Linked DNA regions of Homo sapiens: region 1 is linked to region 2. The links are chromatin loops, found by intact Hi-C in ENCODE. Cell type or tissue: gastrocnemius medialis. All regions are shown on one strand. Links, peaks and the distances in the headings refer to the core of each region. The heading gives the core; the rest is flanking DNA. Region 1 has its middle 80 kb from the start of LRPPRC. Region 2 has its middle 43 kb from the start of PPM1B-DT.

The links. A loop is a pair of places that touch in the nucleus more often than their neighbours do. Peaks named below come from ENCODE experiments on the same cell type or tissue, not always from the same donor. Only the 100,000 strongest peaks of a DNase experiment are listed, where the experiment ranks them.
Region 1: a loop joins it to region 2, with 7 times the contacts of the local background. A loop is called at or near these places in 7 of 110 quality-filtered maps.

What each region holds. Positions count from the first base shown.
Region 1 is chr2:44,072,815-44,078,200 of GRCh38, forward strand. No RefSeq gene overlaps it. Among named protein-coding and RNA genes, the nearest start is that of LRPPRC, 80 kb to the left of the region's middle. In gastrocnemius medialis, for the core only: no CTCF peak of the experiment used is centred there; DNase peaks (open chromatin) are centred at 2,187, 2,917 and 3,348; H3K27ac peaks cover 5,000 bases.
Region 2 is chr2:44,123,582-44,128,967 of GRCh38, forward strand. No RefSeq gene overlaps it. Among named protein-coding and RNA genes, the nearest start is that of PPM1B-DT, 43 kb to the right of the region's middle. RefSeq lists an enhancer at 1,801-2,502. In gastrocnemius medialis, for the core only: no CTCF peak of the experiment used is centred there; a DNase peak (open chromatin) is centred at 3,080; H3K27ac peaks cover 3,612 bases.

The DNA of each region.
Region 1 (5,386 bases), core at 240-5,239, 51 kb before region 2:
TACTGCATGTTCCCACTCACATGTGGAAGCTAAAAAAACTTTTTTGAGCTCATGAAAGTAGAGAGGAGATCGTGGTATTAGAAGTTAGGAAGGGTAGGAAGAAAGGAAGGATGCAGAGAGGTTGGTTAAAAGATAACAAAATTACAGCTAGTTAGGAGGAATGAGTTCTAATGTTCTTCAGCACTGTAGAGTGAATATAATTTATTGTGTATCTTCAAAAAGCTAGAAGAGAGGATTCTGAATGTTCACAACACAAAAAATAATAAATATTTGAGATGATGGGTATGCGAATTACCCTGATTTGATCATTATACATTGAATACATGTATCAAAATATCACTCTGTATCCATTAATATGTACAATTATTGCATGCCAACTAAAAATAAAGGGAGCAGGGAAGAGCTTTCATTTATAAGGCACTTTTTGCAAACATTATCTTGTTTCATCCTCACATGAGAAAACCGAGGGTCAGAAAATAGCTTGTCCAATGTCACATAGATGTCAAGTGCTGGAGTCTTTTTACTCCAAAACCCATGCTATTTCAGCACCTCAAAAGTGCCTCACACACACACAGGGAGCCAAAGCCACCGGAGGGTTTGTTAGAGGAAAAAAATATTAAAACTATATTTATATGGCTGGGCACGGTGGCTCATGCCTGTAATCCCAGCACTTTGAGAGACTGAGGCAGGTAGATCTCCTGAGGTCAGGAGTCTGAGACCAGCCTGGCCAACATGGTGGAACCTCATGTCTACTAAAAATACAAAAATTAGCAGGGCATGGTGGCATGTACCTGTAATCCCAGCTACTCGGGAGTCTGAGGCAGGAGACTCAATTGAACCTAGGCGACGGAGTTTTCAGTGAGCCGAGATCACACTGCTGCACTCCAACCTGGGCAACAGAGCAAGACTCTGTCTCGAAAAAACAAAAACAAAAACAAACAAACAAAAAACAATATTTATAGCTGGGCATGATAATTATGTGGGGCCTGAGACAAGAGGATCATTTGAGCCCAGAAGTTTGAGGCTGTAGTGCACTATGATTGTGCCTATGAATAGCCACTACACTCTAGCCTGGGCAACATAGCAAGACCCCAACTCTAAAAAAGTTTTTTTAACTTAAAAAACAATATGCTAGGCCAGGTGTAGTGGCTCATGCCTGTAATCCCAACACTTTGGGAGGCCAAGGCGGGTGGATCACCTGAGGTCAGGAGTTTGAGACCAGCCTGGTCTAAATGGTGAAACCCCATCTCTACTAAAAATACAAAAAGCCAGATGTGGTGGCATGTGCCTGTAATCCTAGATACTCAGGAGGCTGAGGCAGGAGAATCACTTGAACTTGGGAGACAGAAGTTGCAGTGAGCCTAGATTTTGCCACTGCACTCCAGCCTTTGCAACAGGGTGAGACTGTGTCTCAAAACACACATGCACACACACACACGCACACGCACACAAAACTATATTTATAACTGGGCACGATGATTATGTGGGGCCTGAGGAAACAAAAAACCCACTATGCTAATAGTGTGACCTTCATCTGTATGAAAACATATTTATATGTATATACACCTGCACAGAAAACAGGAGGGCACAATACATTGAAATAGATGGGTATATTGGTGACTTGTTCTTTTTGACTCTCAGTATAACCTAGAGCAGCAATGTCCAATAGAGCTGTCTGCCATGATGGAAACGTCTGTGTTGTCCAATATGACTAGCCACTAGTGACATGGGTTTATTGGGCCCTTGATGATGTGCTATATCTGTGAAGTACACACTGGGTTTTTAAGACTTGGTCTGAAAAGCAAAATGTGAAATATCTAATTAGTTATTTTTTATATTGGTTAAATGTTGAAATAATAATATTTTGAATATATTGGGCTAAATGAACCAGTGTCAAAATTAATCTTATTTATTTCTTTTTTCTTCTTTTAATGTGGCTATTAGAAAATTTTAAATGATATATGTGGCTCACACAGTATATTTCTATTGAACAGCACTGGTCTAGAGTGCTTTTTTTTTTTTTTTTTTTTTGAGACAAGGTCTTACTCTGTCGCCCAGACTGGAGTGCAGTGGCATGATCTCGGCTCACCACAACCTCCGCCTCCCAGGCTCAAGTGATTCTCCTGCCTCAGCCTCCTGAACAGCTAGGATTACAGGCGCATGCCACTACGCCCGGCTAACTTTTGTATTTTTAGTAGAGATAGTGTTTCGCCATGTTGGCCAGGCTGGTCTTGAACTCCTGACCTCAAATGATCCACCCACCTCGGCCTCCCAAAGCACTGGGATTACAGGCATGAATTACCGCACCCGGCCTAGAGTGCTTTTTGTTGTTGTTTTTTCTTTTAGTCAACTGATCATATCACATGGTCTAGAGTTTAAGTGCATGAAATTTGAAATCAGACAAACTGGAGTTTAATTCCCAGTCTTCACTTTTCTAACTAGGTGACCTTGAGCTGGTTACTTAATCCCCAACCCTTGTTTTTTTTTTAGTTGTCAAACAGGGGTAATGGCTGAACCTAACTCAGATAGTTCTGTGAGGATTAAATGAGTCGCTCTTGTAAAGGGCCTATTACAGGGAATACCTGCCATATATTAACTGCTCAATAAAAATTAATAGTTATTCTGATTTCTAAATTTTCTATGGTGAATATGAATTTTTTATGTAATAAAGAGTAAAAAGAAAATCAAAACAATTAAATTTAATATTAAAGCAATTTATCCTTAACTACAATCAGAAGATAAATATGTTGTTCTAAAGCTGTGTGATAATGTTTGCTTTGTCATGTATTGGGGGTGTGTGTGTGTGTGTGTGTGTGTGTGCGCGCGCAACCCTTGGATGGGAGTGGAGTTGAGGACCGTGACGTGACCATTTATTAGGTAATCTCATTCTTCCCTCTGACCCTGGTCCTCTCTATTCCATCAAGGGGAGGGGATAATTGCATCATGGTTCTCCCTGGCACTCACAACACACCATGTGTTCGCCTATATTTAGCCAACATGAAGTCACTGAAACTCTATGCCCACTGGAGGCAATTTGTGCTTTGTTGTTTGTGGCTCACATGGCTTCTATCCTGACTGCTCTGCATAGTTTATGTCCTTAGATGAATTTAAAGGACTGAAAACCTTTTGTTGGTGGAAAAACTGTGTTTGGGGAGTCAAAACTGAAATACCAAATCAATGAGATCCTTGGAAGCGTCCCTGAGATGAATACCTGATGTTTCTTGCAAGCCAGGGAGACCTCAATTATCCTCTTCTTTGACAGAAGGAGAAGGACCAGGGTGAGCAGGCTGGGGAGGGAGGAATTGTCTATATTCCACTCAAATGGTAAAAGCAACACGTCCATTCAGCGGCTCCCAGTTACAATGCCAACTCTACTCTCCTTCCAGCAATTAGAAACGACACATGGAGGCCCGGCACAGTGGCTCATGCCTGTAATCCCAGCCCTTTGGGAGGCTGAGGCAGGTGGATCACTTGAGGCCAGGAGTTCGAGACCAGCTTGGCCAACTTGGCTAAACCCTGTCTCTACTAAAACAAAATATTAGCTGGGTGTGGTGGTGCATGCTTGTAATTCCAGCTACTCGGGAGGCTGAAGCACAAGAATCACTTGAACCTGGAAGGCAGAGGCTGCAGTGAGCTGAGATCTCACCATTGCACTCCAGCCTGGGTGACAGAGCGAGACCCTGTTTCAGGAAAAAATAAAAATAAAAAACATAAGGGCTGGGCGCAGTGGCTCATGCCTATAATCCCAGCACTTTGGGAGGCCGAGACGGGTGGATCACTTGAGGTCAGGAGTTTGAGACCAGCCTGGCCAATATGCTGTAACCCTGTCTCTACTAAAAATATAAAAATTAGTGGGGCATGGTGGTGCACACCTGTAATCTCAGCTACTCAGGAAGCTAAGGCAGGAGAATTGCTTGAATTGCTTCAACCTGGGAGGTGGAGGTTGCAGTCTGGGCAACAGATTAAGACTCCGTCTAAAAAAAGAAAAAAAAAAAGAAATGACACACAGAATGAAGACACATAGCAGCTCAACAAGCCTAATATTACAAGAGGACAAGAGATGGAGGGGCTGCCCACAAGGTGTGGTTTCAGAAGTTCAACCTGTTGGCTGCTACTTAGATTTTACTCTCAGTGTCTCCTTCCTCTAGCTTGAGGCTCTGAACGTGTGTGTGTGTGTGTGTGTGTGTGTGTGTGTGTGTGTGTGTAGGCAGGTAAACATTGGGAACCTCAGCTTAGCATCTCAATTCTCAATTTTTTGTCTGTCACTTTGGATGAAAATTGTAGAAGAGACTTACTCCTATCAGAGAATACAGTTTTGTTTAACAAACAAAATAGTTTCAAGGGAGTGGGCAAAGAAATAAGGCAAACACTATTATGTATATTTTTGAGACAGGGTCTCGCTCTGTCACGCAGGCTGGAGTACAGTGGTTCCATCATAGCTCACTGCAGCCTCGACCTCTTGGGCTCAAGCGATCCTCCCACCTCAGCCTCCCAAACTGTTGGGACTGCAGATGTAAGCCAGTGTGCCCAGCCAATAAGTTTTAAATAGTCATTTAGTCATTAATTCAACAAATATTTATTGAGTACTCAGTGTGAATAATACTAGTTACATTTCACTTGTGTCATTGCTTTATCTGTTTCTATTAATCATAATTATTTATATATTTTTATTACAAATTAACAATTTATAATTGTATATATCTATAGGGTAAAAAGTGATGTTATGATTTATGAATACAATGTGGAATACGTAAGCCAAGCTAATTACCATATCCATCACCTCAAATATTTATCATTTTTTGTAGTTAGAACATTTGAAATTTACTGTCTTAATTTTGAATTAATTATAATGTTTATAGTTTTACTAAAAAACATGTTTCCAGTCTCATTCTTCTTCACTTCCACTATAGATTTGGTAAGCTTATTAAAAATGTATCCTTGGGTAACATTAAAAAGAAAACAAAAACAACCACATAAGCTCAACTCACTCACAAGGCAATTTGAAGAGGGCCCTGGCTTTAATGCTCTATCATTATATCCCTATGGGCTGTAACAAAGAGGTTATGGACAATTACCAGCACACCTGTTTTCTCTTACAAAGGACGCAAGCAAATAAGAGTCAGGTGAATTCATTTCAGGAGAAACAGTGAGTTAACTCAGATTTATTAAAAAGTAAATTATTTCAAACTTCGGCACTTTATTATTAGTAACAAGTTAATTTCCACATACCTCACACTCTAATGAGAATGTCTGTGTTGGACAGCAACCAGTCATCAACACCTCAGTGTGAATGAGGATCTGAGAGTAGATTGTAAGAGGTGGAATGAGGCACAGAAAACAATGGGTCCTTGGAGTAGGGAGTGGACAACCAGGGGACAAAATGTCT
Region 2 (5,386 bases), core at 82-5,081:
AACCATGTCTCTACTAAAAATACAAAAATTAGCCGGGTGTGGTGGCGGTGCCTATAATCCCAGCTACCTGGGAGCTGAGGCAGGAGAATTGTAAAAGTTTACAGACTTTAAATTTAGATTAGTTAATTCTTTTTGTTTTTAAGCATTAGAAGATCTATTAGTGAGATGGTTTTCTCTCTCTTGTTACTTGTTCTCTAAAAAATAATTATATTAATGAGAAAGGATCCAAATGGACATTTCTCCAAAGAAGACATATGAATGGCCAATAAACATATGAAAAGATGCTCAACATCACTAATCACGAGGGAAATGCAAATCAAAATCACAATGAGATACCACTTCCTACCCACTAGGATGGCTAGAAATTATGAAGTCAGACAACAATAAGTATCGGTGAGGATGTGGTGAAATTATAATCCTCATACACTGCTGGTGAGAATACTTAATTGTCCAGCTACTTTGGAAAACAATTTGGCAGTTCCGTAAACAATTAAACATAGTTACTGGCTGGTTGCAGTGGCTCACACCTGTAATCCCAGCATCTTGGGAGGTCGAGGTGGGAGGATTGCTTGAGACCAGGAGTTTGAGACCAGCCTGGCCAATATGGTAAAACCCCATCTCTGCTAAAAACACAAAAATTAGCCAGACATGATGGCACACGCTTGTAATCACAGCTACTCAGGAGGCTGAGGCAGGAGAATCACTTGAAGCTGAGGCAGAGGTTGCAGTGAGCCGAGTCATGCCACTGCATTCCAGCCTGGGCAACAGACCAAGACTCCATCTCAAAAAAAAAAAAAAATAGAGTTACCATATGATCCAGCCATTCCTTACCCAGGTACATACCCAAAAGAAAGGAAAACATATGTCCGCACAAAAACTTGTATACAAATGTTTATGGTAGCATTATTCATAATAATAAAAATGTGAAAATAACCAAAATGTTCATCAACAGACAAATGAATGAACAAAATTTGGTATATCCATTCGATGACCTATTATTTAGCCACAAAAAGGAATGAAGTACTAATATATGCTACAACATGGATGAACCTTGAAAACATTACGTTGCCTGAAAGAAGTCAGTCACAGACCACATACTAATACAGTTTGACTCATATAAAAGCCCAAAATAGGGAAATCTGTAGAGACAGAAAGTAGATTGGTGATTACTTCGGAGTAGGGTGGCGTGGGGCATGTGGGAGAATGTGCTAGCCAAAGGGATATGTGATTTCTTCTTGAGGTGATTAAAATGTTCTAAACCATCTAAAAGATGGTTGCACACATAAAAAAAAAAAACATTGCGTTGTACACTTTAAATGGGTTAATTGTATGGAATGTGACTCATATCTCAATAAAGCTGTTAAAACTAATTACAGTATAGAAAAAATTAGCGATAAGGTTTTTTTTAGAGAAACTATTTTCTTTTCTGTTTCTTTTTGAGACGGAGTCTCGCTCTGTTGCCAGGCTGGAGTGCAGTGGCGCTATCTCGGCTCACTGCAACCTCCGCCTCCCAGGTTCAAGCAATTCTTCTGCCTCAGCCTCCCAAGTAGCTGGGACTACATGCGCACGCCACCATGCCCAGCTAATTTTTGTATTTTTAGTAGAGATGGGGTTTCACCATGTTGGCCAGGCTGGTCTCAAGCTCCTGACCTCATGATCCACCCGCCTCGGCCTCCCAAAGTGCTGGGATTACAGGCGTAAGTCACCGCACCTAGCGAGAAATCATTTTATAGATGGGAAGACTGATCCCCAGAGAGATGAGGGGACTGACCCAAAGTCACAAAAACCTGGGAAAAGAACCCAGGTTTCTCTTTTTTTTTTTTTTTTTGAGACATAGTCTCACTCTGTCGCCCAAGCTGGAGTGCAGTGGTGCGATCTTGGCTCACTGCAACCACCACCTCCTGCGTTCAAGTGATTCTCCTGACTTAGCCTACTGAGTAACTGAGTAGCTGGGACTACAGGCATGTGTCACCACGTCCAGATAATTTTTGAATTTTTAGTAGAGACAAGGTTTTTCCATGTTGGCCAGGCTGGTCTTGAACTCCTGACCTCAGGTGACCCACCCACCTCGGCCTCCCAAAGTGCTGGGATTACAGGTGTGAGCCACTGTGTTCCGACGAGAACGCAGGTTTCTAATTCCTGTAGTAGAGTACATTTCCTCCCCCAGAATAGTAATACAATGCCCTTTCTTTCACTCCTGCGGTGAAAATGACAATGATCTTACCAAATGCATTCAAACTGGAGTCAGCCTAAGAGGTGAAAAGAAAGTATCTACAAGTACTCTGTCTACAATTCTGCTCTGAACAATGTCACCCTTTGTGGAAAGAAATAGGAAACTGCAGAAAAGCTGAGCAGAATAAGAGAGGAAAAATGAACATCACCTTCTCACTTTCAACACCAAACCACTTATGGGTGGTCTTATAAATGTTGTCATACCAGTGGCATAGGCTTTTGTCAACTCATCTTAAAATAGCTGTCCATAAAAATAGTAGACAAAATACAGCACAAATATTTTGGTACGTCCACTGGGCTAGTAAGTATCATACCCATTCATGTTCAAAGATATAAAGGACAGCAATAGCGCTTTTCTCACAAATGCTTGGGTTGCAATGCTAGTCAGAACTACGGTAATACCTCTGATGTATCATACTTTGAGTTTCAACTTACTTTTACACAATCACATCTGACCCTCAAAACAGCCTTGTGAAATCAATAGGGCAGGTATTATTAGCCCCATTTTGCAGATAGGAAACTATTTTTAGGAAAGTAGGACAAGGTTTATTACCATCCTCATTTTATGAATGAGGAGACTTATTTTACATGAGCAACGTGCTATAAATAGCAACAGGAGAGAGCTTAAACCTGTAGCTGGTACATGAAATTTGGGGAACTATTTAAAACTGGAAACTAAGAGAACAGAGTATGCAGCTGGGATACTCACGAAAATGACAGGTTTATTGCTGCTTTTTATTTATTGCATTCCATAAACTGCTTTTAGGCAGATCAGAACCTGCACTTCCAAGCCCTGGTATGATAGAGAATGATTGACAGGGCTCTGCCTTGCACAACTTCAGGGGACAGCATTCAGATGAAGTGATGCCATCCCCAGAGCATTTGTTACTCAAGTGGAGCCTTGACCCTAAATCAGAGATGCTATATAGATGTCTCAGACACGAATCAGGAAAATCTCTAGACCCATCACAAACTGCACCTCCTCCATGAAATTTCCGATAACTTTTCCTGTCCTAACAGAGTCCATTGTATGCATCATATATTTTGGTATTCAAGTATATTCCATTTTAACTAAAATTTATCTTTTATATTATTCCTCAATGTTTCATCTTTATTTGACTTGTAGTACAAGTTTTATCTTCTTCAAAAGATTCTAACTCTTTGAGGGCAAAAACCATGCTATTTTCCATTTCTTTATGCTTCAAACTTTCTTCTGCATAACGGTAAGTACAGTAGTCAGTAATTCAGTTGAATTCATCAATTTGCCCTCAACAATTTAGTCATTTGATATCATAAGTACAGTAAAAGAATATAAGTAAATCTAGAAATATGTCAATTATTCCATGAATAATATTTGCCTTTGAATTTACTAATTTATTTATACTTCATTTGTATAGCTTTCTCGTGTTTAGATTACTGCCTTAAATCTTTGTGCCCTTATTGGTGAACCATATGGACAAACAAATTTGAATTCTATTCACTAATGCTATTAAGTTTCAAGAGCCAACTGCTGGTAGAACAATTACCTAGTCATTCAAAGGTGTATCTGAATTGCATTTTCTAAGTAAGGAGATGTACATCGCTTATAATTCCAAATAGCTTATCTAAAAGCCATGACTTTAAGGAAAAGTCTAAATTAATTTAAAACAAATAACTCTTTTTAAAAAGTGTATCAGCGGCCAGGTGCTGTGACCACCTGAGGTCAGGAGTTTGAGACCAGCCTGACCAACATGGTGAAACCCTATCTTTATTAAATACAAAATTAGCTGGGCATGGTGGTGGGTGCCTGTAGTCTCAGCTACTCCTTGGGAGGCTGAGACAGGAGAATTGTTTGAACCCGGGAACTGGAGACTCCGTCTCATAAAACAACAACAAGAAAAATGTATCAGCTGGGCACAGTGGTTCATGCCTGTAATCCAGGCATTTTGGGAGGCCAAGGCAGGCGGTTAGCTTGAGTCCAGAGTTCAAGACCAATCTGGGCAACATGGTGAAGACCTGTCTACAAAAAATTAGCCTGGTGCCATGGCACATGCCTGTAGTGACAGCTACTCAGGAGGCTGAAGTGGGAGGATTGCTTGAGTCCAAGAGGTCAAGGCCGCAATGAGCCATGATCATGCCACTGCACTCCAGCCTGGGTGACAGAGTGAGACCCCATCTAAAAAAACAAAGAGAGGCCGGGTGCGGTGGCTCACGCCTATAATCCCAGCACTTTGGGAGGCCGAGGTGGGCAGATCACTTGAGGTCAGGAGTTCAAGACCAGCCTGGCCGAGATGGTGAAACCCCGTCTCTACTAAAAATACAACAACAAAAAAAAAATTAGCCGGGCATGGTGGTGGGTGCCTGTAATCCCAGCTACTTGGGAGGCTGAGGCAGAGAATTGCTTGAACCCAGGAGGCGGAGGTTGCAGTGAGCCAAGATCGTGCCAGTCCACTCCCGCCTGGGCAACAGAGCGAGACTCCGTCTCAAAAAAAAAAACCAAATAGAAAAACAAAACAAAAAGTGTATCAGTGAGAGGTTGACTTTAGCTGCATCTATTATAAATTTGATGTCACTGGTAATCCTAACCAAACAAGGTTTTAGTGTTTTCACATAACAAGATGTCTAGAGGCAGACAGGGTAGCCAACTTTAGGAAATAGAAAGCAGTGAACCCAGTTAAATTTGAATTTCAGATAAACAACAAATAATTTTTTAGTGTAAGTATGTTGCACATACAAGTTTAACTGGGCAACATGCATTTTATCTGGCAATCCTAGGAGCAGGCATGGCTGGTGCAGTTGTTCAAGGATGTCTGCAGACTTCTTTCATTCTATCCTACTGTCCTTTCTTTGTGATTTTACCCTCATGGTTGTAAGATGGATGCTCCACCTCCACATATCAAATTTGTGTTTTAGGTGGGATGAATGGCAAAAGAAAAATGGGAAGGACAATAGAAGTAAGCCAGGTTTTCTGACCCCAGAAAATAAAAGATTCTCTGGAGCTCTCTTTGAATCAGGAAAACAGTACCTTCTCTGGAAACTCCATGCAATAGACATCCACTTACATTTTATCTGCTGGAACTGGGTTGCATGGCCACTACTAGCTGCAAAGGCGACCAGGGAGGTAAATATTTTTAATTGGGTACTCTGCCAATCTGAACAAATTGAGTTTTCATTA